2 separate regions of the Mus musculus genome follow, and region 2 is linked to region 1. Evidence: chromatin loops called from intact Hi-C (ENCODE). Cell type or tissue: heart. All regions are shown on one strand.

Region 1 (2,500 bases):
AAAACCTCGTCTATATAAACCTTTTTCTTTATAATTAACCTGTCTAATATATTTTGCTAGAGCAAAGTGAACTAAGAAAAGAAGTGGGTATCAGAAACGCTCAGCAAATCTTTCTAAACGAATGGAGAATGTCTTTTGGCCTTTTGGGAATCCAGAGGGGGCAGGAATAGGGTTGAGGTTGCAGCTCTGGTTTGGAATGTTAGGGCAGGTTTCCTAGTACAGAGTCGAGTTCATATGGGCAGAGAGGCAATTGCTGAGCCACCAGAAGCCTGGGAGGATAAATCACCTCGCTTGTCACCGATAATGGGAGCATTTGTTAGCACAACAATGGCCACTTGTGGGACTCAGAAAATCGTGGCAGTGAAAAAGTCAAGAAACAGTCTGACTCAATCCTACCCATGCACCCAACATTTATTTGGGGGAAACTGAGGCTCATAATTAGCTGCTGGGATAAGAACATCACTGCCACAACCTCACCAGAATCTGTAATGGATCTATCCCACAGGACCCCGAAGGCAGCAATCTTACCCAGCACCCACCCCCACCCCCAGTGACCCATGGGGCACTGGCAGCCCAGGTGGGCAGAAGAGGAGGCATGGTAAAAGGCTTGTGGTATTCCAAAGCCCTTGGTATTATTACCTTGTTGGGGGTTTAAGCATTTCTTTCCACAGTTGAAGACACAGCACTTCTCTTTCTTCGGGCAGTCCCTGTCCCTGGTACAAAGGTCCCTCTCTTGGTGTTCACACTCCTCTCTGAATCTGGGGCATCTCCCTAGGAAAGAAACAGTCCTTCAGCCTCTGGGCCTTCGGATTTGAGAGTGCAGGGAAGCTCATGTTCAAATTTGCTCACGGTGAAGGAAGCCTTTTCTTTGCTCCCGTTTCCATCACTACCCACTCTAACCTCTTCAACACTCCTCCATACCTTCTTCCCTCCATCCCTGCTACCCCCCAGCTGCTGGGGCAGAACTTTTCAACACTGGTGACAATCACCTGTTGGCCATGGGAGCTGCCCTGTGCTTTGTGGAACCTTTAACAGCCACCTTGGCCTCATGTACTAGACATCCTGGGCACTCCATCCATCTCCTAACAATCCAGACACTCTCCAGACCCTGGGAATGCCTCCTTGGGAGTAGACCCTTTCCACTACAGCCTCTGTTTCCTTTGTTCTAGCTATTCAGTTATGTCGTGTTGCTGTTTTCCTCTAGAGGGCAACATTGCACAGTGATTCCTCCCCCACCTGCAGCTGGGTTTTGGAATCCTAACTCTGCCGGGAGTGTGTGTGTTGTGGAGGAGAAACAGGATCCTAAATACATTGTATACAATTTTCAACGGGTTAATACAGGTGTTATCGTAGAAAAATCTTTAGTTGGTTGAATGCTGGTAGCCTTGTGATGGTGGGCACATTCTTTAAATTCTGTGTCTTCTAGTTTCAAAGAGGGAAGTTTACGGACAAAGAGCTATATACAACTAAGGGGTGCTAAGTTCAGGAGAAATAGTCTTTCCCAGGGAAGACCCCCCTAATTTAATTGCTTATCCAATACCAAATGGTCAGCCCTGAAATCATATACATACAGAAAATAATAAACAGACACAGCAGGCTGTATTTATTTAGGCTCTCTCTCTCTCTCTCTCTCTCTCTCTCTCACACACACACACACACACACACACACACACACAGATAACAGCAACAATTAAAGAAAAAGAGGCCGTAGTTTCAGACGGAGTGGGAGCAGGTATGTAAAAGGAATTGGAAGGAAGAAAAGGAAGGGGAAAATTATATTTTAATGTTTAAAATTCCAAAATTTTAAATTAAAAGAATAAAACAGGAGTGTTGATAGGACTTCCTCTCGTAGAGTTCTTGTGAGGATTAAATGAGATAGTGAACACAAGCAAATGTTAGCTAATACCTGCAGAGCGGTCACCGTGGGGGGAAGCTTTACTCTGTCCTGTTTCTTCACCACAAAGCTGTAGGGCCAAAATTCGTTTAAAATGAAGAAATCAAGTTCCAGAGAGGACACGTGGAAATTAAATATTTTGCTCAAGATCACCAGGCTACCAACTCTGTACAACCCACCAACTCTGACCCCAGAGCCCCCAGACAAATATGTCTGTCTACTTCTTTAAGAGGTGAAAGGTCTTCCCATTAATGTTGGAACCATAACCCTTCCTCACCTCCCCTTTTTAAAGGGACTTTGAAGGTGTTTCCCCAGACCCCTGTCCCTGTATCAACACAGAGGTCGTTGTAACACTAAGAGACCTTATAAGTATCTCTCTCCTCTCCTGAGCCACACCCAGGAAGGAGCTGTAGAAAGGTGACCCACACCTGAGGAATTGTTCTTTGTCTCTTCCTTCCAGTAAACTTCCCTTTCTCCCAGACAACACTAGAAAAAAACAGTACTTACTGGGAAACAGCAAGTCAGCTAGACTAGGTCCCTGGACTCTTGCAAGCAGGCCAAATAGCACAAGAATGCTCACAAATCCAGAAAGCTTCATTCTGGCGA
Region 2 (2,500 bases), 130 kb after region 1:
TCTCAAGAACTGCTCGTGAGGTTCCTTCCGCCGTTTGGTGCTTCCATGGCCTCACCTCGGGCTGGTTAGCAAACCTAACAGTGCCTTCAGGATTGAACTGTAGCTGCTGTAGCTGCTGGTTCGCGGATGGTGTCTGCCTGCCTAGAGGACTGGTCTGCAGCTGCTATAGGACTGGGCTGCTGCCAAAGATCAAGCTCACCCCCAAGGAACTATTGCTGAACAGGTTCACCTACCCTAGATCCTAACAACTTTTCTCTTCCACTGCCTCTGCTGGGTGACAGGCTAGAGGAGAGGTTGAACCCTTATTAAAAGTAGGTTGCAAATAAATTATGCCTATAAATCCCCACTCAAGTCTAGACGGACATTCACTAGCATGTTGATGACAGATGTCTGTGGTTAAAAGGTCCCCTTTGAATTTTTGCATCTTGATTGTCCCTTCAATAACCACGTGTCCTTTTTCAAAAACTGAAGAGGAGAAAGAAAGAGAAAACAAAGAGTCACGATCCTAAACATAAAAAGCTATGAAGTTACAAGAAAACTAAGGAAAGGAAAGCAACGGAAAGACAAGCTGAGGAACAATGTTTACTGACAAGCAGGCGCTGGCGCAAGTGCCAAGGCAGAGCTGGCAGACGGAGAGCACCGACGAGAGAGCCTGGCAGGATTGGTGGAGCCTCCAACGAGCTCCCTGCCCTCCTCACCTTCCCTCATAGGGAGAAAAAATGTTTTTCTGTTCTTGATCTCAACAATTTGACCCTGTATGCTTTGTATAAGAAGCACTGAAACGTGAATAACATTCCCCAGATAAATATTCCCCATCTGAAGAAACATGTCACATCACGAAAAGAGAGAATGTGACCTGCTGTCATCATTCACTGGGTGTGGGTCAGTTGGAAAACTCTGGCCACAGTGAGCTTTGCCTTTAGGTATATACTGTGGCCTTTAATGGACTAGGTTTCTGCTGCCCCCTGGTGGCTCAGAGACAGAAGCACCCAGCAAAGAGTTTCTCTACACAAACCCTGTCCCCAGGGGCTTCTTCACTCTTGAGTTCATCAACCTGCATGAAGCTGGTCTGTCTACACTATTCCCTCCATAACAGATCTTGACTCAACTCAATAGCAACTCCCCGCCCTCCTCACCCTACACCCCACTTACTATTGATGGCATGCCCTAAGGGATAAAAGAATGAGACTCAGCACAGCAGAGAGACAAGAGCTCGTGCCCCCTTGGTGTTGCTGGGAGAGGGACACAGAGGACTCAGATGGTCAAGGAAAGGGGTACAGGGCATGGGTCATTCGCAGCCCCCACAGGGGAGGTCAGAAGCTGAGGATGGGAGCCAGGGTGGCTTTTCAGTCTGGTCAAAGGTTAATTTGAGGTACAAAGTCTGGAAGCAGCAAGTAGTATTGGGATTCATAGGGACTGCATAATTCAGGCTGAAAGGAACTTGCACCTCGAGGAAGGAGAGCTTTGCATGGGTTTTGTGGTTTAGGGCACAGCAGGAGAGAGAACAGCCTAGAACGTACACCAAGACCTGACATTTAACTCTGTGTGTGTGTGTGTGTGTGTGCGTGCTTGTCTGTCTCTGTCTGTCTCTGTCTGTCTCTCTCTCCCACTCTCTCTCACCCTGTGTTTCCCTCCATGTGTGAGTGTCTATGCCTTTCTCTGTCTCTATCTCCTTCTCTCTTTATGTCTGTGTGTGTGTGTGTGTGTGTGTGTGTGTGCATATTTCTCTATAGATATGTCTGTCTCTCCCTTCCCCGTGTGAGTGTGCCCACCCATGTGTGTGCATCTATGCCTGCCTCTGTCTCTCTCTGTGTATTTCTCTATGGGTCTGTGTGTGTGTGTGTGTGTGTCTCCCATTTCATCCTTCCTCCATCCCTCCCTCCTCCCATGCTATTGCTACAGGCATAGGCTGTACAGGGTGGCCCCCACCTGATGGAAGGAAAGCCTGGCTCACAGGTCCCAACTGCCAGTCCCATTCTCACCTGGCAGAAAATCACCTTACAGGCTCTGAGGGCTCCTAGGGACAGACAGCATCAACTGCTCCCATGGAAGTCTTTATCACACTGATTTTTTAATTATGTACATAAAACTACTCAAGAAGCCATGCACTGGAGACCTCGGGAGACAAGAGTCTCTTGAGCCCATGAGTTCAAGGCCAGTCTGAGCAACACAAGCAACACTCCAAACAATAAACAATAAAATTTAAGTAAACAATAAAATGATAAACAAAATAGTGGTCAGCAGCCCAGCAGCCTCCTATCGGCTCCTCCCAGAGTCCTGGGCCTGCCACTACACAGCTTGTGGTACAGTTGGGCTACCTGTCAGCAGATCAGGCAAGTCCAACACATCTACTTAAAAAAAAATGAGTGTTCTAGACCCACTAATATCCAGCATCACACTTAGCATTTTTTTATATTTATTACGCTGTGGGTGTGTGTATGTGGATATGCATGCCACAATGTACATGTAAAATGGTCAGACAACAATTTGCCCAAGTAGA

What was found. Peaks named below come from ENCODE experiments on the same cell type or tissue, not always from the same donor. Only the 100,000 strongest peaks of a DNase experiment are listed, where the experiment ranks them.
Region 2: a loop joins it to region 1, with 11 times the contacts of the local background. A loop is called at or near these places in 33 of 42 quality-filtered maps.

What each region holds. Positions count from the first base shown.
Region 1 is chr2:164,591,025-164,593,524 of GRCm38, forward strand. It overlaps Eppin (epididymal peptidase inhibitor), which reads right to left. Exons shown (of 4, transcript NM_029325.2): 1 at 2,402-2,500; 2 at 640-771. The coding sequence starts at 2,492. Among named protein-coding and RNA genes, the nearest start is that of Eppin, 1.3 kb to the right of the region's middle. In heart, a CTCF peak has its summit at 1,207 (motif pointing right); no DNase peak of the experiment used is centred here.
Region 2 is chr2:164,725,117-164,727,616 of GRCm38, forward strand. No RefSeq gene overlaps it. Among named protein-coding and RNA genes, the nearest start is that of Spint5, 11 kb to the left of the region's middle. In heart, CTCF peaks have their summits at 970 (motif pointing left) and 1,169; no DNase peak of the experiment used is centred here; H3K27me3 peaks cover 619 bases.